4 separate regions of the Homo sapiens genome follow, and all the other regions are linked to region 2. A link is a contact called in ENCODE Hi-C or POLR2A ChIA-PET data. All regions are on one chromosome and are shown on one strand. The core of a region is the stretch at or near the end of the contact, and the rest is flanking DNA. Distances in the headings are between cores, read along the strand shown. Region 1 overlaps MAST4 (microtubule associated serine/threonine kinase family member 4). Region 2 holds the start of MCCC2 (methylcrotonyl-CoA carboxylase subunit 2). Region 3 has its middle 11 kb from the start of CD180. Region 4 holds the start of PIK3R1 (phosphoinositide-3-kinase regulatory subunit 1).

Region 1 (5,633 bases), core at 518-3,017, 4.6 Mb after region 2:
CATGGTCCAGGACTTCTTTCTCTGTCCTCCTCTGTTTGAATTGAACAATATTTCACTCTGTAAACCCCACTATCTGAAGTCATAGGTTACATCTTTGTATTCCTTCAGGAGCTCCACCTCTACTAAGGCTTTGTGTAAAGTCATAACACTGGCATAAAACCTCTGTTGACAAATCACAACATTACACAATGAAATAACCAAATCACAACATGACAAAAGCAAATACCTCTAATCCCTCCCCATTCCCCTCCCCCTCAGTTTTGTAGAAACTATTTACTAATCATTTCCCCTGTGCCTGGTACTTAATGATCCTCAAACATGGAAAGATTAATGTGAACTTCCCCAATATACAGATGAGGAAACTGGCACTTAGAGATACTACACAAATAGCCCCAAGTCCCTTAAAGCAAGTGTCATGCAAATGGTAGGTTAAAATATCTCAGAGGGAGATCCAGGCATACTAAAATAACCTTCTCTTCACCATTAAAGCAGAATCCCAAATTCTAGCTTCTATCAAAATCATGAAAATGATCAGCTCCAAAGTCACACATACAGATTCTGGAACAAAGCTAAGGGATGGCCGTCTGTCATCATGGAAAAGCAGCTCCTCAGAAATAAGTGACATTAACTATTGTCTCCAAAACTAAATCTATGCATTGGTTTGACCAGGGATCTCACCCACAAATGCTGCCTAGAGCAGAAACTGACTACTTCTGACATTTCATATCCTCCTAATGAAGAAGGTACATATAGGTATGATGAGCACAAGAAAAGCTCAGTGGCAGCAAAGGGTTGGAACTTGAAACCATGTATCTACCTCCACGAAATGAAGTCAGCTACATAGTCAAGGCAATATTCACCACTTAGCTTCCTAAATAAAAATCCTATATAAATGCTATGTGCTCAATAAAAGCTATAACTCTCCTGATGAATGGGGCAGCATTCCTTGATATCTATTTTAGTGTAATTCAGATTGATATGAAAACTAAATCCAGCTAGACAATGAACCCTGTATAGTTGTGTAAATTAATCACCAGTAAAAGGGCACCACGCTCCAACAGTGGTTGCAGGCTGGCAACCTCCTTCGAACAAATTGCAAATAGGCACTTTAATGAGGGAGAAAATATGAGGTAACATAACTGTAGTCAAATCAGTTCCTACAGGAGGGAAAGCACATTAACTGATGTGCTGATATCCGCCGCCAGAATATCAGCTAGGGAGAACAAAAGGCTGTCAAAGCAAGATGCTGTTACTAAGCCAAGGCAGCCCAGGGTATGGGCTTAAGCTGCAATATGACATTCTCAAGGGGAACATGAGTTTTGTTTCTAATGTCAGCTCTTTAAGTGCTTTTTATTGATGTCATTGTTTTAGGATGTGCTAGTTATCCCTGACTACCAACAGGAGATTCTAATAGATTGTCACGGTGGCTTCAGAAATACACACTTTAATAAATAAATATTCTTTTATGACATAATTTTCCTAGTTAGGCAGGTCATGGTGTCCAGACACATTCAGATCACTCGATATTACATCTCTAAGTGACCCTCCATGCCAAGTGAGACACTTTACCAAATTGTTATTAGAATCGACTTTAGTCTCCCTAAGTAAGGAAAAATGGAGAAGTTAAAAGAAAGCACACACTCTCAAACACAGGATGCTCATGTTTCAGAATGGGATAAGGCCGATGATGTAAAAGGAAAAAAGAACATGTCACCTACAGAAAGCTGAGATGTGCAAGGCCATTATACAGGAGCAGACTGGATCCTGGCCTTGCCACTTCCTAGTTTGTAAGACTCCGGACAAGTTAATCTCTCTCTGTAAATCCTGATTTCCTCATCTTTAAAATAAGAATAACATCATCAAACAACTCTACCTATTCTACCTATTCCCACAAAATTGAGGCCTCAAATCACTTTATGGCTGCCTCAAACACAATAAAAAATCATGGGATAAAGTTCAAATAAACAAAGAGTAAGAATGATCTCATTGGGTTTTTATGAGAATCAAGAGTTTGTGTGTGAGAAGTGTCCTCAAATTAGAGAGCACTTAACAATTACTGAGCCAACTGATCTTGGCAGAGACACTGAGTTTTTAATGCTCCTCCAGAAGCAATACTACTTTACAGCCCTCAGAATCAAAGTGGGTCAGAGCCTCTCTTGAAAAATGAAATCTCAAATTTAAATGGGGCAAAAATAAGCTTGGCCCTAGTCTGCATTCTCTGTCAAAAACCCAAATCTGTTTATAGGGCTATGAAATTCATGTTCTCCAAGAACAACAAACTAAGGATGTTTTTAGAAGCATCTGAAGCTTCTGGCCAATTTCTGACAAAATAAATTCAATGCAACTCTGCCAGTTTCTGAACTCAATTTCCATTGGCAAATCCCTGGCGCAGGTGCTGCCATCCCCACCCCCATCCTTCCATCACCGCAGTAAATACTGCTGATTGATTATACAGTTTTCAGCCACTAAGTCCCAGACGGAGCCTCAGAATCTTTCTCAACACAAAGTTCTGAGTGGATGTGGTCAGAAAGTATCTATTATTAGCCATTCCTAAAGTAGAGAAACGAACAATTGACTGCATAGTCCAATGTCTTTCCAAAACAAATTTCTATTTTGAGCGGATAATTTCCAATAAATAAGAACATTATTAAATAGCTGTATTCATCAAATCAATATATTCAGCTATTTCAGATAACATTTTGCAAAAAAAATCCCACTTGGAGGCTTAAAAATAAGTGGTGCCACTCAAAGTCACATGTTTTACCATATTATGAGGTAAATGGAAAAGGCACAGGGTTACAAACTTATGACTTTAAAATTTCTATGCCCAAACGATCTCTCCCATACTCCACTGTGCAGAGCTTTGGAGTCTCAGTCCAGCACTATTTTTTCTTTAGCATAGTCTTTATTCTTTCATGAGAAAAAAAAATGTCCTGATCAGCTAACATCCCTGCAGTTCACTTCCTCGGGTAAGAGGGGGTGACTTGTTACTGCCAGTCCTCAGGCTCTTTGCCAACGTCAGAAGCAGAAGGCTCTCTTCTTGACTGCCCCAGAATACCTACACTTTCTAGGCCCAGCCAGAGCATTTATTCTAAAACTGAAGATTCCTTGGAAATGATCGAAATTAGGTGGAGAAGAGTGATAACTGAAAGGCAAAGAGAGACACGCTACGTAAACATTATCTCTGAGTTCTGGCCCTAGATGAATTAGATCATTGCTGGAAAGCAATATTCTTGCAACAAACACAGAACTTACAACCTTCTTTGTTGAACCATACTAAAAAGGACTCGTTTAAAATATATTTTCACCCTTTCTGATGAATTGAGGTCATCAGCCATTTCACGAAAGATTTCTTGTAAAATTCCACGTGAGGACAAGGCATAGAGCTCCAAAACCACACATGGTTTCTTTAGTCAGTGGGATCAATCCTGTTTCCCTTTTAGCTTTGACTAGCAGAAACTTAGCTAAATTCAGACCTCAATTAGATTAGTTATCTTACTCAAGTGCCACATAAAAGTATCTTAGAGTTTGAGGTCTTGCTTATCCTTTTTAACTAATTTCATATATGTTTCTATTGTAAACTACCTTAAATCCTTTTCAAAGGAGGTGGGTATAAGTGATGAACACACAGCCAAGTGTGAGGCGTTGTCATGCATCTAGCATTGTGGCTGCAGCTGGCTCTACTCACCAGGCCATCCTTGACCCCTGGGGGACTTATCTCTGGCCAGATATGTACATCTCAGCCACCGCAAGAGACAGTAAATTTCATCTACTCCCCCAGCCCAGCTATTCAGAACTGATAAAACATTTCTTTATATCCAAAAAGAATTTTGCATCCAGCAAGTAGCTTGAAGTTAGGAAGGCATATATTCTTCCTCAGATAACTTCTACACACAAAAATCTTGCAATAATAGTGGTGCCTGAGGATTTTCCCTCGACAAATTAAAGATGACATCATTCAGAATTGTTCTGCAAAATTTGGTCAGATCCATAACAACTGTCTGTACTCGTATTAGGCAGACAGTTCTGAGTTAAATGTATTCTATACACATGTGAATTACACACTTAATGACTGTGAGCCACGGGGCTAGAAGAGCTCCAATAACCATTGTTTCTCACAAAGTTCAATGACATTTTCTAAAAATATATGTAGAGCACCTGCAAGGTGGACAAATTATTGCCTGAAATTTCTGGAGTGTGTCTGGAGTGTGAAAAGGACCTCAAAAGCAAGCTCATTTGGTCTCTTGACAGCCAGTTTGATGTATTAACGACATTCAATTCCAGTAGCCCAATCCTAGTAGTAGAAAGAAAAAACAAATGTGTCCCTGCCCCACAACCAAGGATCATTCTCTAGCTTCTGGGGCATCTCTAGCGGATCTAGAGGGTGAACCCAAATTGGACCTTAAGGCCATTCAGGTGTTTCTCCAAAGCAGAACACCAGGCTTACTCCCTAGTTAACTGAACTCAAGAAATCTCAGTTGCAGGTTGCAGCTGAACATGCTTCCCCAAACTAATGACTATTTTTTTTTCTTAGTCCAGACCTAAACCACAGGAACAAGGAGCAAGGTGGATTTTGCCGAGCATCTGCCCCCGCTACTCACAATTTTAAAGAGGACTCAGTGTCTCTGTTGACACCTCCTACACCTTCATCTACATTATATATGAAGTTCCGAACATTCTCCCTAGGGTGCATCTCCAACAGCAGGCTGGACCTTTCTACTTGGCTGCTGTGCCATCATTTTTAGGTTCGATATTACTAACCATAGCTAAAAGTGAAACTGTTATCTTCAAAATGGATTGTTATCCCTGCTTCTATCTGAGATATAGCAATTCTCCCAATCTGCGTAAAAAGCCTCCCATCCTTCAGCAGGTCCTGTCAACTCTTCTTTCACAATGCCTTCCATTCTTCCTTCCCCTTCTCAAGCCTGCCTTTCTTCAGCTCTTCATCATTCCTTTTCTGCACTTTCCTTCTACTCTATTCAGACCAAGTTTCTCCTATGCAGAAATCTTACTAAGCTACCATGTTATTCTATTTTGCTAGTTAAAAAACCTCCAGACATGTCCTACACCGAAAAAAGAAAGCTCAAGACTAGCAAGTGAAACACTATAGTCTATTTCCAATGTTCCTCTTCCACAAAAATCCCTTCTGTCCTCATGCTGACTTTATATTAGCTCTCAGGCAAGCTGGCTTACCTAGCATCCTTGAACATACATGTCTACATCATCCCTTTCACTCCTACCCTTCTGCTCATCCCCAGTGATCTTCTCTCCTCCTTTCCATGTACTTAGCCCCGAATCAAACTTCATAGTCCAGTTTAAATCCTGATCCTAAATTCTCATGGCCTCTGGTTGTACCACTCATGTAGCATTCATAGCTCTGTACATTTTTTCAGGTGTCTAACTTAACTAAATTGTTACTTAAAACTAAAAGAAGAACATCTTCTCTTCTTGGTATCCTTCCCACAGCATTAGTACAGCAACCTAACAAAAGTGGGTTATATTTGCTGATATGCCGTAGCTTACAAAATGTTTTAAGAAGACTTCCTAAAGACTGATTTTAAAACACAGAATAACTAGAATAGGAGCATTTTAGGTCTTTACTTCCTTTAGTAAACCCTACTCTCATTACTACA
Region 2 (5,139 bases), core at 455-2,954:
GTCTAGTCTTTTCCCTATATCAATCCATCCTCCACATTGCCACCACACTGATGATTCTACCATATCCATAGGATCATGCCACTTATCTACTTAAATATTTTAATGGACAACCTGCCAAATGGAATCTAAATGTGGCTTTTGCATGGAAGATCCTCCTCTATCTGGCCCCATAATCAATCAATCCCATCACCAGACACTATTCAATGAATTCCATGTCCTAGACATGGAATTCAAGTCCTCACACCAGATATACACTTTCATAACTCAGTACCTATGTTCTTGTAACTCTCTTGGTTTATACAGTCTTACCTTCCATCCTGCACCCTGAACTTGGCCAGCTCTTACCCAAGATTCATCTCACCCATTACTTCCTATCGGTAGCTTTCTGTAACCACCTTCTCAAGCTTTAGACAACCCTTCTTACACTGTACCACAGTTACCTGCTTTCTTGTCCATCTTCCCTACAAAATTATTAGTTCCATTCCTACGCATCCATGCCAAATATCTAAAATAGTGCCTAGACCACAATAACCACTTAATAATTCTGAATTAAACATTCTGGACTGACAAACAATTGTGTGTTGTTTGCACTATTTAGATGTTATCTGTATAGGCTTAGAAATCGTGGGAACACAGTGAAATTTTCCAGCTCTGATATTTCGCAAGTTTTGAGTTTTTTGGCCTTATGATGCCTCCTAATTCCAAGAAAAGCCACTCAAAGATACTGTGGGATATTTTCTATTAACATAACCAACTTTTTTTTTTTTTTTTTTTTGAGACAGAGTTCGCTCTTGTTGCCAAGGCTGGAGTGCAATGGCACGATCTCAGCTCACTGCAACCTCCGCCTCCCAAGTTCAAGCGATTCCCCTGCCTCAGCCTCCCAGGTAGCTGGGATTACAGGCGCGCGCCACCATGCCCGGCTAATTTTTGTATTCTTAGTAGAGATGGGGTTTCACCACGTTGGCCAGGCTGTTCTCGAACTCCTGATCTCAGGTAATCCACCCGCCAGGGCCTCCCAAAGCGCTGGGATTACAGGCGTGAGCCACTGGGCTCGGCCATCATAATCAACTTTTAAACTCAAATTTCCTAAGCACAGCGCCCCTCGTTGGGCTGCTCTAGGCCAGTGGTTCCCAAAGCTGGCTGCCAAAAGTCCCCTAATGAGTTCACTAACAATATAAACACAGCGACTCCACCTGAGACCCACAAGGTCCAGAGTAGGGCTCAGGCAGCTATTCAGCTAGCTCCCCAGGTGGCAATTCTAAACCAGGCTTTAAGAACCACTGATTTCAAAGACACAAAGTACAGTGCCAGCTCTAAAAGTGAACTAAACTTTCTTGTATCTGTTAGGCTTTTCTTCTTCAAACTTCACGTGCGTCACAGAATCAACTGGGGCTCCGGACAAGAGAGCAGCAGTTGTTGAAGCGTGCCCCTCCTCCACTTGCTTCCTAGCCTGGCACCGGCGGCCAGGCCACCGGGGCGCTCAGCCTACCTGGTAGAGGGCAGAGCCCAAGTCCGGCTGGGTGCCCAGCGAGGCCACCGAGTCCCCGTGATAGGCGCGCGGCCCGGCGGGAGAGGCGCGGGCACACGGCCGCAGGGCTAACCTCAGGACGGCCCACATGGCGGCGGGCACCGAGCGAGAGAGCGGCCCACGCTGGCCTGGAGCCGGTGCTTTCCCCTGCCGCTTCCCTGGCTGGGGCGGAAGCTGAGCTCAGGTCCTTGCAGCCCCAGAGAAGGTTTCTCTGATTCTCAGGCCTGTCCACACACGTGCCTAAGCGCGCCGCCCGCGATTGGTCAAGCCGCGCCACGCCCCCTGACCCAGCCAATAAGGGACAGAGCCTCAGCCCCGCGAGGTCGCGTCTAGTCCCGAGCGCAGGAGAGCAGGTCTCCCCGGCGGATCGACCCTCACGAAGCGGTGCGGCAGTGAGAGAGCTGCGGTTGGGCTTGGATTGGTGTTGTGTTGACACAGCGATAGATAATATCACGATAGTGACTGTACCTAAGGCAGGAGAATAAGTCTGGAAGCAGGGAACCTAAGGCTGTCTCACGCTGACTTCCTAGAGCTAAACTGAAAGGAAAACCCTAACTTTCCATGCCTAAGTAACAAAAGGACCAAAGGCTACTCCCTTTGCAAACCCCCCCACCTTTTCCGCAGGGCAGATAGGAAATTGGCTGTCCCCGACAAATCAGACTTACTGCTGGTGGAGGCTTGCTTTGCCAAGTTTGAACCTTAACTCCAGCCTCTGAATGGTTGCTGTCCACAACCAATCAGACTGATTGGGGGTCCAGTCTTCGTTTGCATAGAAGTATAACTTTGTAATTTCACCCTAGCCTCTGACTGCTTGCTTCTTGCAACCAATCGGGTTTGAGGTGAGCATAAAATGGCCAATAGGAAACTTCTAGTGGGTATTTGGACCCAAGAAGATTCTATATCCGGGCCCTTGAGCTCTGCTCGGTCCGCTCCCACATTGTGGAGTGCACTTTCGTTTTCGGTAAATCCCTGCTTTCGTTCTTTCGTTGCCTTGTTCTTTCTTTGCTTTGCTGGGCGTTTTGTCCAATTCTTTGTTCACAATGCCAAGAACCTGGACAACTTGCAGTCACAACCCCCAGTGACACACCAACAACATGAGTGAATCGCATCTAACACGTGCTTGCGAACAGCACAACAAGCCTGTTGTCCTTTCACTGGAGACCTTAAACATTCTTCTGATTATTTTCGCTATGTAGTTATTTTTATTTTTTACTTTATTTCATTTTTTGAGACAGGGCCTCACTCTGTCGCCCAGGCTGCAATGCAGTGGCACGATCACAGCTCGCTGAATCCTTGACCTCCCACCTCAGCCTTTCCAGTAGCTGAGACTACAGGTTTGTGCCACCAAGCCCGGCTAATTTTTTATTTTTGTAGGGGTTTCACCATGTTGGCTATGCTGGTCTTGAACTCCTGGACTCAAGCGATCTGCCCGCCACAGCCTCCCAAAGTGCTGGGATTACAGACATGAGCCACCACACCAGGCACTATGTAGTGACAGATTGTGGACATCAGCACTGTGGTCTTAAATAAAGGACTCCAAATATACCCATAAAAATTAAAACATTCTATACAAAATGCCTTGAACTTAAGGTTTTTCATTCACATATTTATTGAGCACTTACTACTTCTACTCCATTGGTTGCTTAGTGGGGCAGAGTAAAGGGGGAGGATGGGGTAGAGAAAGGGTGCGTCTACACCTGGAGGTAAACTTAGGTTCAGACTTCAAGGTACTTATAAGAAAATAATACAAATGGCCACATGATTTCTTACTGAACTGTGTAGGACAGACATTAAAGGAACAGAATGCAATTGGGAAAGGGTTGCAGCTGAGCCTTGCAGAAGCGTTGAGAGTGGACTGAGCAATGAACATGGCCAGGCTTTGTGCAAATGGAGGAGAGCATGAGCTAAACTGCAAAGGTATGATTTACACTGTGCTTGCCTCCCATGGTCAACAGAAAAAAAGGCCAGTAAAAACTGACTTTTCATATGTATCAGGGTATCAGAAGAGAGGGTTTGATATTTTAATTGCCACACTTTATTTTTCTCTAAATAGTTCTTCAATGATGCAAAGTACTTAAAATCACCACCCGAAGACAGAAAAGACACAATAGGATATGATTCCTTGCTTTCTTTAAAAGTCATACCTGTTTTGGCCGGGTGCAGTGGCTCATGCCTATCATCCTAGCACTTTGGAAGGCCAAGGCAGGTGGATTATCTGAGGTCAGAAGTTTGAGAGCAGCCTGGCCAACATGGTGGAACCTCATCTCTACTAAGAATACAAAAATTAGCCAGGCATAGTATCACGTGCCTGTAATCCCAGCTACCTGGGAGGCTGAGGCAGGAGAATCGCTGGAACCCGAGAGGCAGAGTCTGCAGTGAGCCGACATGGCACCACTGCACTCCAGCCTGGGTGACAGAGCAAGACTCTGTCTCAAAAAAAAAAAAAAAAAAAGTCATACATGTTTCTTATTTCTTGTAACTTTTGTTACAAGAAGCTCTTTGGAAATGTATAATGTTCCCAGAACAGCTAAGTAGAAAAATGCAAAAGGTGAAGTGCAAATGCACAGAAGGCCAAAAGCAGTCACCTAGCATCTGTTAGTGTCCAGTGTCTCTCTACCCCACTATTGAGATTACAAGGAACATAATCTTTGCCATCTCTGATTTTTTAAAATAATGTTTTATTGAGGCCAGGAACTTGAAACTAGCCTAGGCAACATAGTGAGCCCATGTCTCTGAAAAATAAAAATAGCCATGCACAGTGGCATGTGCTTGTAGTCCTAGCTACTTGGAGGGTGAGGTGAGAGAATCACTTGAGTCCAGGAGTTTGAGGCTGCAGTGGGCCATGATCTTGCCAAGCACTTCAGCCTGAGTGACAAGAGCTAGACCCTGTCTCTAAAAAAAACAATAAAAATAAAATAAAAATAAAGTAAAATAATGTTTTTATTTTATTTATTTATTTATTTATTTTTCTGAGAGGGAGTCTCGCTCTGTCGCCCAGGCTGGAGTGCAGTGGCACGATCTCGGCTCACTGCAAGCTCCGCCTCCCGGGTTCATGCCATTCTCCTGCCTCAGCCTCCCGAGTAGCTGGGACTACAGGTGCCCGCCACCACACCTGGCTAATTTTTCATATTTTTAGTAGAAACCGGGTTTCACCGTGTTAGCCAGGATGGTCTCGATCTCCTGACCTCGTGATCCACCCACCTCGGCCTCCCAAAGTGCTGGGATTACAGGCGTGAGCCACCGCGCCTGGCCAAAATAATGTTTTATATAATAAAAATAAGAGAATTAATTGAAAAATGTAACCGCCAGGGCTGATCTCTGCAGCCTGGTGCGCTGCCTTTCATCTCACCCTCAGTTCCTTCCCATGCATTGCTCATTCCCATTGGCTGCCATCTTCCACTTGCTCTCCTTCCTTTATCCGCACCGTTCCCTCTGCCCAGGGCATCTTTCCACGACCAGACTTGTCCGTTCCATCTTCTCCACCTGGTGAGCCCATACACATCCTTTAGGACTTGGCTCAGGAATCTCCTACTCCAGAAGCCCTCCCTGACCCCACCTCATTACCTCTTTCTCCCTTCAACAGGCCTCTATTGTGGCTCGGGTCAGCACTT
Region 3 (5,417 bases), core at 2,347-4,846, 4.4 Mb after region 2:
ACCCAAAAACAGAAATGGTTGGAAATGCAGGTGAGAGTGGGGCTACCTGCTGAAGCCTGAGAAGGCAGAAACAGAGGATTCAGAGAGCAGGTCTCAATCCTGGCTGTAGTTTAGGATCCCCTGGGGACATTTTTTAAAAATCCCCACACCCAGCCTAAACCCAAGACAAATAACATCAGACTTTTTTTTTTTTCTTGGAGACAGAGTCTTGCTCTGTCGCCCAGGCTGGAGTTCAGTGGTATGATCTCGGCTCACTGCAAGCTCCGCCTCCCAGGTTCACGCCATTCTCCTGCCTCAGCCTCCCGAGTAGCTGGGACTACAGGTGCCCGCCACCACACCCAGCTAATTCTTTTTTTTGTATTTGTGGTAGAGACGGAGTTTCACCGTGTTAGCCAGGATGGTCTCGATCTCCTGACCTCGTGATCCGCCTGCCTCGGCCTCCCAAAGTGCTGGGATTACAGACGTGAGACATCAGACTTTTTGCTTTGGAACCCAGGCATCAATCATTGTCAAATCTCCCCAGGTGATCCCAATGAGTGGTTCCGGGGATTCAGAGCACACTTGGAAGGTGTGGCAGGGCATCCAGGTGCATGTGCTGGCACATGGAGAGGTAGGTTTGAAGGTTTGGTGGGTGTAAATTAAGGAATTCCTAACTTCAGCTTTCTATTTCCAAAATTCAAGGCAAGGTCATATACTAAGCATGTGCTGAACATGTATGGAAGAAGGGGGAGGCTAAGGGGTGAAGAAACGTAAAGATGACACAGTTCATCCTGAGAGTGGAAAAGGGAAGATGCCCCATCTGGAGAACTATGGCAAGAATGCCGGGCAGACTGGGAGTTTATAGCCATGCCATCCGGCCATTCATTCCCCTGACAGTTGTCAGACAGATACCAAACTAGGGGATGGGGCTCAAACATAAGAAAGACATTGTCCCTGACCTCACAGATTTCGCAGTTCAATGGAGGAGGGACACATATTAACAAACAGAAGATTCAGGTGCTACAATTGAGTCACACAAGAGAAATTGGGAACTCTAACCCTTGGGGAGACAGAAGCCATCTCCTCGGCACATAGGATGCTCCTGAGACGTGCTCCTTAATCTCCAAGCACCTTACTGTTGTGGGAAAACAAAGGGAGATACAGCTCAGTCCATATCCTCCAGGGATCGCTAACGCAGCCCCAAAACAGTTATGACACATCAGCAGCACCGTGCCACATGGGGCCTCCAAGCAGGAGAAAGTCTGGAAGGGCGGCAAGACTGAGGTCAACACGAATTTTCAGGTGGTAATCTTCAAGTGACATTCAGAAAGTGGTCACTAGGTGGCAGGGTTAACATTTGCAAAATAACTCCTGCCACTGCCTACCGTGTAGGAATGAACCTGACAACACTCCATGCCAAAAACCCAAGCTTCCAGGCCTGCCTGCAGTTTGCTGTGCCGAGGTAGCCAGCAAGAAGAGTAATCAGTCAATGATGATTTCAGGTGGCTGTTTAATCTGAACTCACTAGCCCGTGTTTTTTTGGTTTCATTTCTCTCCAGTTCATATGTGCCTCTTGAGCACTTGAAATGTAGACTGAGAAACTGAATATTGAATTTTATTTCATTTTAACTTGTTTAAACATTAAACATTATTACTCGATTCAGTGGTTGAAAAACTCTTAAGTGTGCCTGGAACAACTTGGTTATGTCAATCTAGTTTTTTGGCTATGAATTTTATGAAATCTAAATACGGATCAAATATTTCCAATGAAAATATAGGGCCAAAATTGAGATGTGCTGGAAATGTAAAACAAGCCCTGGATTTTGAAGACATAGTATAAAGTTAGAAGGTGAACATCTCATTAATATTTCACATCAGTTACATTGATTTTATATGATTGCAATAATATTTTGATATATTGAGTTAAATAAAATATATTCCTGAAATTAATTAATTTTTCACTTTGGGGCAGGGAGGACTGCCATGTCATTTATTAAGAGAAAGCAAAATGAAGCAAGGAGCTGCTCTGGGAACACACAGGGTGATGGCACAAGAACACAATAGCTAGTGTGTCCCACAGTCCCGGAGGCCCCTGCCCGCTTCCTCCACCAGGGCCTGCCCAGGGTCTCAGGGTGGCCTCCCTACCCTGCTTCCCTCCAGACCCCTTCCATCCCCTTGGAAGGGCATCCTCCCTCCTTACAGGGCCAGGTATTTTTCTCTGGATTTAACCAGACAACGACATTTTATTTTCTGTTCATCTCCTCCAACCACCCAACTCCCACCTCCTCCCACTTCTCTTCCCTGCCTCCCTTTTGACTGAAGAATCCCTGCTCCCTTGGTCTTCCAGTGAGGCCGCAGTGACTAAAGGGGACCCCTTCCCATCCACTCATCCCCACCCTGGTCCAGTTTCCCAGACCCCGATGCAGTTGGTTGTAAATTCTTCCAGGAGCTGTTTTCTGTCTCCTTTTTGGGAATTTTTTTAAAGTAAAAAACTTAAAACAGAAGTTTAAAAAGCAAAATGTGGAAGAAGAAAGCAATGACAGATTTGTTTCGTGGTTTTTTTTTTCTTTCTAAGGTGGGCTACTAGAAAACTTACAGTTGCATATGTGGCTCCCATTTCTACTGGGCAGTGCTGCTCAGAAGGATGTGCAGGGTTCGCCCAGGCAAGGAGACCCATGTTTAAGGAGATGACAGAGGCTGGGAGAGCACTGCCTAAGAGAAAGCCTAGGGGACGAGGCTGGGATGGGGTCACAGAGCATCGGGCTGGCACTCTCCCACCTCGCTCTGCCCTTGACTCCGACTATGACTAAATGGACATTTTTCATGGGCAAGGAAGGAGACAGGATTAAAAGTTTTCTTCAAAGCATTGGGCAAAACTGGTTGTTTTGGTGGGTTTTTTTTCCCTTCTTCGGGCTTCCCTGATGCCTTCTTTCTCTTGTTTGATCTCTGGGGCCAGACTCCCTAGGTTCAAGCCCCAACCCATCCATACAGTGAATGACCTTGGGCAATTTACTTAGCTTCCTTGTGTTTCTTTGCCTAGAAAAGACTACTCAGAGTCTAGGCATAGGATTACATTAGTTTGCATCTCTAAAATACTTAGAACAGTACCTGGCAATAGTAAGCACTATGTGCTAGATACTCATTTCTCAGACAAGAGGGGGATAAAAGGTAAATTTTAATGAGCTTTCTTATGAAAATGGTAAATGCTTCATATTCTATTAATTTAAAAAACATCAGCAACCTTCCAAATTCAATTCTGCTGATGAAAGTATATGTATTTTTTTTTAAAAGATGACAATCCAAAAAAAAAAAAGGTGCATCTATTTGGGAAGTGTGGGCCATGGCCAGGCTATTTTCTTGTTAGAATTCTGGATTGGGAGCAGGCCATCTCCTGCCCTGGAAAACAACCAGCTCTTCAAGAATCCAGCTCCACTGCACCCACACAGAGCTTGAGGCCTGGGGATAGCAGGTGCCTTAACCGCTTGTCATAGGTCTGAATTGCAATGGAGCTCAGTCATTTCCCGTATCAGCACACCATTTTGACTTCACATTTTGACCTCTCCAGAAACTAGCAAACCGCAGTGCCCCACCCAGCTGTACAGGTTTCTCTGAAAAACCACAGCCTAGGCTATCTCCAAATCAATTCTGAGAGTAGTTTTGTCATGACTGACTCACTTGAAGCAAACATTTTTTGTCATTTGTTCAGTTTCTTTATTGACTCTTGACTATTTAATGTGCATGTTTCAAAGTTACAAGTCAGCCTCGCTTTATACAGCCAAGATATGTGTAGTTAAATTTTTAAAAATCAAGTCATCAAAAAACTTGCACCACGTTTGTTACAGTTGAAAGAAATTCTACAAGGAACTCTAGTCTGTGAGCACAGTCACAAATAATATGAGTCCTTTGATAAATTAATGTTTATCAGTTCTACAAATTAAAAGTGTTATGGTAGATTTGTTTAAAGCAAATTAAACTATATTTAGAAGGTGGGAACAGAAATTTTACAATTTCCTCTTTTTACTTCTTTTTTTGTTTGTTTGTTCATTAATTATAGACTGCAACAGGAACTACAGTAGTTATGTTCCAACGAGAAAAACTATGCTAGAATTTGAAACTAGAATGTTAGAATATCACCATACTTGGCCATTGCTGATGGCATCTCTCTGTAAGGACTTTTTCGCTACCTTGATGTCTGTTTATGGCTGGTCTGATCATGGTATATGCTTATTCTGCCATATAAACTGGATTTTTTCTCTGGTTGAAAACCCAAGACACACCAGTTCTTAGCTTCTTATTTTCTTCTCCATAGGCTCCATATCTTGCATCTCATTTGGGGAAAAAGTCAAAAAGCTAGATTTGCCCTACCTCAGAGGTGAACTGCCTACCACATTGGCCAATGTCAGGGCTGTGGGGCATGTCACATCTCAGGGGGCTGGAGCCCACCACTCCCTGACTTACCTCCTACAAACACATCCCACGGTGCCTCAGCTGGACACTAGGTCCCAGACCCTGAACTGGAAGAAGCTCAGAGCCGGGATCTCAGGCAGGTTTCCTCTTTGATGGTGCTGGCTGCTGAGATGATCAGGCATCTGAGCAACCCCAAGGACTCAGATGAGTGGGCCCCAACGAGACACTGAGGGAAGAAAACAAATGGGTGCTACCTGGGCCTTCCACAGACCAAGAAAGATGATGATCCCACAGAAACAAAGTTCTGGTGAATGAGGAACAAATGGGAAGGTATGACAATGAAAAGCCACAGCTTAAAGTGAGGTTCAACAATAAAAACGAATATAAAAATCTGAGGGGATGAAAGCTTAAAGAGGCCCAATTAAAGCAAGAACTGAATGCTGACCAAACTGGCCTTACAGGAAAAAGACTTTCAGAAAGAAAATGCAATCGAAGTGAAATGAACGACAGGCAAAGAAACAAATGCAACCTATAAAAATCAAAGAAAAATAATGAAGATGTGTTTTCCTGAGCACGGAGGTCACAGGGATTGAGCAAGGTTTTGACCAACTCCCCATCAATCTCCACATAATAAAGTGATAGATTTCTGCGACTGGGGCTGGTTTGGTTTTGTTCTTAAGTCAGAAATTATAGTTGTTTCCAGATCTTAGGCTAGAATCGAAAACTTGGGAAACACTCGGTATTTTTTATTATTTTGAAATTAAAACTCCCAAATGTAAATTGCCCCAAACTAGCAAATCTCAAAAACCTAAAAATCTTACATATGTTCCAGCCATGCAGGAGCTGAAAGAGAACTATTTACAATAGTTTTGATCAGTGTTATTTATAAAATGGAAATCTCACGAGTCTACTTAGAGCAAGTAGCACTTTTCTCTGGGGAAGTTATTGGGGAAAAGCAAAGCATTTTAGTCCCAGCTATACCAAATTTGGTGGCTTTGGGCACTTATTGGAAGGATCCAAACTCTGCTTTA
Region 4 (5,643 bases), core at 3,107-5,606, 3.4 Mb after region 2:
TTATGAGGATTAACAAAATGACATACATAAAGCACTTCGCTCCATACTTGATAATAGGAGCTTAGGATAATTAATGCCAACATAGTACTTACTATGTGCCAGGCACATAGTTCTCAGAGTTGTACATATATCAACTCATTTAACCATTACAATCACTCTAAGTACAACAATTATCTCTATTTTACAGATGAGAAAACAAGCAGATAAAAGTTAAATATTTTGCCTAAAGTTACATAGCTAGTAAATTGCAACTATTATATTACTATTATTTCTATTAGTATTGAATGTCACCTACTGCCATTTATACAATTCAGATTTAACAGAGGAACAAACATTTATGAGGGATTTTCTTCTGCATTGCCTCTTAACTCTGCAAACAGTTCTAAGTGAATCCTGAATCTAGCTAAAATAAAACTCCCGCTGTCTTAAACCCCTTTTGGAGTAAATAGATAAAGGCTGAGTGTGGACTTTGCCCATGTAGTTCTCTCCTTACCTGAGGTAGAGGACGGCTCTACAGAGGTCAGGACAAAGGAGGCCTGGGAGAGGCCAAGGGATGTGTACATGTGTGTGTGCATCCCCAGGATTTAGAGATGAGTAGCTGTGTCCTCATGGTACAGCCCTTGATCCTGGGGCAGAACCCCAGGCTGGGACACTGGGACATCCGGGGAGGAAGACAACAGGCAAGGAATGGCTGGTCCAGATGCCTTGGCTTTATTAACTCACTACACTCACTGGTGGAGCCTCCTCACACTGTGGCCAGACTCCTGTGACTTCAATACTCTCTTGGATGATCATTAACCTGACAACTATTTTGACTACAGGTGCCTGTGGATATGTATTTGATTTACTTTAAGGAAAACAATGCTAGCAGAATAAAATCTCCAAAGATGTTTCTACAGTAGACATTTTTTCCAATAACACTATACTACAATCACTCTAGCCTTTCAAATAAATAAACACCTAACACCTAGGGGATAAATAAAGGCCATACAGACAAGTTTATAAGTAACTATATAGTCTATTTTTTCAGCTCATGTGGCTTAATGTACATGAAATGGTCGTTAATTGCCACTCTTTTAAGCAAGTAACTCCATACAAGTATTGGCAGAATCATGGCAAGTAATCACATTAGGGCATTAGGGTGTACGTAAAGGAGGCATGGGAAAATGCAGTAAATGATATGAATACTTTGAAAATTAATTAAAACCTAGGTTTTGATAAAAAGCTGTGATATAATTTATATTCTGCTTTCTAAAGTAAAAACTAACTTGATAATTCCTTCCATTGATAACTAACTTTCTAGTCTTCCAGGGCTTCATTAAAATGCTTCATTCTCTTGCCTTCACTTGCAAACCCTGTGCCCTGCAAGAGGGAGAGCTGGAGGAGCTCATATGAAACATACAATATCTTTTGCATTGTGTATGCCTTGACGTGAGAGAATTCCAAAACCCAACACAAACATTATCTCAACTGGCTATATTCTACTTGAGCATAAAAATCAATTTTTTTTCAGCCTGCTCATTCACCATCTCTTTATTCAATAAAACATGTATTTTGCAAATCACAAAATGCAAACACAATAAAAGCTGAACTAGAATTGTTCCTATTTTAATGATCATGTGAACAATCTTTCAGAGTAGATGCCTTTTTACAATACTCCCCTGAACGACCAATATGTTGATTGAACATATCAATTTAGGTTGATATGTTCAATCAACATATCAACCTAAAAATTATATGACAGTCATGGAAAAATGTAAAGAAATGGCCAAAACTTTTAACAGTACAAAATTTGGGTTAGTTTGAGTAGGTTTGCATTTACAATTCAAAGTCCTTCAAAAATCACGTTAGGTGAAACTGACATTACCAAAAGATAAACGCATACCACCATCATCACTGTCTATAATCAAAATATGTATTCCTATAACTTATTGTTCCACTTCTGTTTCCCAGAACCAACTTTATTCTGTGAGGATTTCCTGCGCTTAGTATATTTAAACTCAAGAAATCGCTAAAGAAAAAACATTCAATAAATGGGAAACAAAATGCTTTTTACACTGACTATACAGCATCATGGATAGGAAGAGACTCACTGATATCATTATTTTTAAAAAGCAGATAAAACATCAAATAGCAGTGTGTACACTGCAGAGTTCTGTTATGCAACTAAGAACAGGTCCCAAGTCAAGATGAAAGTTAAAAGTAAATGCACATTACACTTTGCAAGCCAGTATCAGATACATTAAACTTTCTCCCAATCATAAAAATCTATCCACTTCTCTGGAAAAAGTAATATGATTATCTAGTACCTACCTGCATATAAAAGCTGAAGAGGCAAGCAGTGACAATACCCAGCAGTTCTGCAAGGCAGGGAGCCTCCTCCACTGGCCTTTCCAACTTAAACCTTAACTCTGAACCAACATTTCTTCCCAAACTTTAGCCGCAGGCACGCGCGCGCACACACACACACACACACACACACCCCCACACATTACTCTTATTTTCTTTATACTGGTCAAAAACACTTGCTTCCTAAAGTTTAATCAACTTTTGCACCTAAGAAAACTCTTATCTGCTTTCTTCTAAACGGTTTTTCAAGAACAGTGTAATCTGTCAAAAAGTTGTATAGCTAGTGAGTTGCTTTTTCTTCCTTTTTCAATGTTAAAAGATACTTGTGGCCTTCTGTGCAGAAGTCACCAAATTCCTAGTAATTCAAACTGTGACAATCTAATATTCTAATAACCTGCTTAAGAAATGAACCTGTCTGCCCACTCCAACCCTTCCTAGCTAATATCTAACCATCTTTAAGGTTGCCAAAACGTAACAGAACTAATGAAGCATTAAAATATAACTCCACATCAAGCCTTGACCAATAAGCTCTGTGAATATCCCTCCTGATTACTAAAACTTGAGCCTCATCACACCAAAATGACAATCTTATGTTGCATTCAAAACCCGGAACTGCTTTATCCATTGGTACTTCGCACTGGCTGACAAAGAGGAAAAGAAGAGAAAAAAGAAAAAAAACCTAAAATCATGAAGCCCCCAAATAAAGAGCAGACTCACACTCGGACACCAACAGCGCTGCAGCTCAAGGGATTAACGGTGGAAGTGAGACCTTTCCGATATTAATAGCGCCCCGGGAAACAGAAGAATTCCCCCAAACCCAGTTGACACACATTCTGCATTCAACACGTAACAGCCATTCTGCATATATCCTTGCATTTCAGGCTCCAATTCTGGTTATCAAAGTGTATTTCTGTACAGGAGTGCCTGGCCAGAGGTTTTCTGTTCTCTTTGTCTTGTGATCTGAGGGGCAGTTTCTGAGCTTAGGTTAGAGCTGTGGTTTCCAGAGAATTGCCCACGATATTTTAGCTCCGGGTTGCAGGCTCCCTGGCTCTCCCCAGCCGGCTCCATATTGCTGGGCAGGTCCCTCCCGCCTCGCCCCACGTTCCAAAAGCTGGATTTCCGGGCGGTTCCAAGACCCCACTAAATATGCCTCCAACAACCTGCCCAAGCTTGGCTGGCAATAAACGCTGAGTTAGGGCCCCAGCGACCAACCGCCCCGAGGCGCACTTCCCCCACCCCGGAAGAGGAGGGCGGCAAACTTCGGAAGGCGGGGGTTAGGGGACGAGCTCCGGGGACCACCGCCGCCTCGCCCGCCCCGGGAAGGGCCCGGGCAGCGACCCTGGCTGCAGCTGGAGGGCCACGGGGGAAGGGAGCGCTCCTTCCCGCAACACGAAGGCAGCGGCCAGGGCGCTCTCCTCCGGTGAGGGGCCCCGGAAAACTGCAGCAAGGCGACAGCGGGGACCCTCCGAAGTGTGCGGTGACGGAGGGTGGGAGGAAGCCCGAGCTCGTCGGCAACTCCGGGGGCAAATGCGACCGGCGGCGTGCAGGACCAGCTCGCAGGAGGACGGGGGAAACGGGAGTCAGGATGGCGGGGATCTCACAGGACGCCGGCCGCGCGCGGGGGTAGTGCTGCCCGGCGGCCAGGAGATGCCGGAGGCGGGGAGGGCCGGTGGCCAGCCCGCTTCCCCCCGGCGGGGCTCTGCAGAAGGAGAAGCCGCTGCCAGTGACAGGAAGAGAGTCGCGGCAGCCGTGCACACATGCACCGCCTCCCCCGCCCGAGCACACACACCCGGGGCTGCTGCTGCCTACCTACCCCGCCCGCCGGCTTCCTTCCTCTGCGGGGCCCGCGCTGCAGCGGTGGCCTCCTGCCCGCTCGGTTCCGACCGGCCTCCAGCCCGGCTGCGACCCGCCGGCCGTGCCCGATCCGTGCTTGCCGTCTCCGACAGCTAGCCTGCCGCCCTCGCCGCTGCCGCTGCTTCCTCCAACTCCGCTCCAGCTGCTGGCGACTCCTCTCCGTGCGCCCGCAGCTCCAGCGCCCGGCGCTAGCCCCGCCTCCGGCCCGGCCCCGCGCGCCCCGCCCCCGAGCCCACACCAACCAGAGCCCGCGGCTCCGCCCCTTTCCGTCCGCACGGCTCGGGCCTCCGAGCCGGCGGCTGGCAGTGGGGGAGCGAGCTCAGGCCTGGCGGACCCTTCCTGCCACCGCCCTCGCCTTCCGCCCCCCAGCCGCGGGGATGCCCCGGGCGGCCGTGCCGCGCGCTGCCTCCGCTGCGGAGTGCTCTGGCTCTACACGTCCCGGGCCCGCCCGGCTGCTGGGCGTCTCCCAGCGCAGAGGCGGAGGGGTTCGGGGAGGTCGAAGACAAGTTCAGACCTCCCTGGAGGCTGGCTGCGTCTCTAATCCGAGTGTCTTTCAGCCAACCCCAGGCTTTTTCGAGCCCCTAGCGCCCCAGCAGAGTGGCTGGGGTGGGGAGGACTCGGATTCCAGAGCTCGCCAAAGCGGAGAGGCCCTGCAATTCCTGGTCTCGCCAGCACTGCCTTCCGAGTGGGCGGAAAACCCGCGGCACCCGCCTGGCGCTCCGGGGGTGAAGGAGGGGTGAAAGGGTGAACCGGAGGGACGGGCGCCCGCAGCCTGCCGCTGGCTAACTCCGGCAGCCTGGCACCGCCGCCTCCGGGAGCCAGGCGGACCCGCGAGAAGGGAAGAGAGTTTTCTGAGGGCGTACGCTGGCTGATGGCTTCTAGTCCTGAGATGACAGAGCAAATGGAGGTCACTCAGGCAGACCACGGGCCCCTCGGCGTTCGCGGAGTCGGGGGCGGGGTTGGCGGGGGGTGGGGTTGGCGCGGGCGGGGGGGGCGGGGAAGCGCAGGTGAATTACATTGTCTCTTAAAGGTGTTAGTTTTGAAATGCATATTCTTCAAGTAATAATTACCTAAGTTGCTCCAGAAAAATTTGATGTTGGTTCAAACCTTCCACTGATGGTAAGATGGAATGCCAGCACCACGTGTGCCACTCTTTCATATTAAAACATGTGAGAATCTGCTTCCTAAAAGCTCTTTCCAGATTCTCCTTTCTGCAGCTTAAAGCCCTGCACCCGCCCACCCTGTTTGCCTAAAGCCCTTTTATAGTTCCCTCCCAGTTTCCTTGCAAGAAAACTCTTAAAAACAAACACACAAAACCTAAGCACTTGGCCTCTGTAAAACGTTGAATTTGGTGGTTTATTCTTGTGGACGTTGGAAGTAGAGGGAAGAACGTCCTAAAATTCATCGCTTATCCTTAAAAAATATCATTTTTAAAGGTGA

Evidence for each region. Hi-C counts contacts between places; a loop is a spot of excess contacts on that map. ChIA-PET counts read pairs that join two places held with the same protein, here RNA polymerase II (POLR2A). Pooled maps may share reads with other maps.
Region 1: a loop to region 2 is called in a map of CD4-positive, alpha-beta T cell, with 6 times the contacts of the local background. The contact joins the enhancer-like site here to the promoter of MCCC2 in region 2. A Hi-C loop is called at or near these places in 1 of 168 maps with a recorded cell type or tissue (CD4-positive, alpha-beta T cell). POLR2A ChIA-PET finds 5 or more read pairs at or near these places in 1 of 52 experiments (CD8-positive, alpha-beta memory T cell).
Region 3: a pooled map shows a loop between it and region 2 (5-fold over the local background). The contact joins the enhancer-like site here to the promoter of MCCC2 in region 2. A Hi-C loop is called at or near these places in 5 of 50 pooled maps.
Region 4: a map of CD8-positive, alpha-beta T cell shows a loop between it and region 2 (14-fold over the local background). The contact joins the promoter of PIK3R1 here to the promoter of MCCC2 in region 2. A Hi-C loop is called at or near these places in 2 of 168 maps with a recorded cell type or tissue (CD8-positive, alpha-beta T cell and naive thymus-derived CD4-positive, alpha-beta T cell) and 9 of 50 pooled maps.

The regions. Positions count from the first base shown.
Region 1 is chr5:66,978,276-66,983,908 of GRCh38, reverse strand. The region is part of intron 4 of MAST4 (microtubule associated serine/threonine kinase family member 4); the gene reads right to left. Among named protein-coding and RNA genes, the nearest start is that of MAST4-AS1, 23 kb to the left of the region's middle. Within about 2 kb of position 1,767, at least 3 of the 41 ENCODE cell types and tissues checked have a DNase peak (open chromatin) inside an H3K27ac peak, as active enhancers do.
Region 2 is chr5:71,583,905-71,589,043 of GRCh38, reverse strand. It overlaps MCCC2 (methylcrotonyl-CoA carboxylase subunit 2), which reads right to left and starts at 1,704. Exons shown (of 17, transcript NM_022132.5): 1 at 1,490-1,704. The coding sequence starts at 1,618. LOC124900999 (a long non-coding RNA gene) reads right to left here. Exons shown (of 4, transcript XR_007058810.1): 4 at 4,790-5,139. RefSeq lists an enhancer at 1,259-2,045.
Region 3 is chr5:67,205,275-67,210,691 of GRCh38, reverse strand. No RefSeq gene overlaps it. Among named protein-coding and RNA genes, the nearest start is that of CD180, 11 kb to the right of the region's middle. RefSeq lists an enhancer at 3,343-4,542. Within about 2 kb of position 3,596, at least 13 of the 41 ENCODE cell types and tissues checked have a DNase peak (open chromatin) inside an H3K27ac peak, as active enhancers do.
Region 4 is chr5:68,214,469-68,220,111 of GRCh38, reverse strand. It overlaps PIK3R1 (phosphoinositide-3-kinase regulatory subunit 1), which reads right to left and starts at 4,356. Exons shown (of 16, transcript NM_181523.3): 1 at 4,163-4,356. RefSeq lists silencers at 3,640-4,739, 4,960-5,179.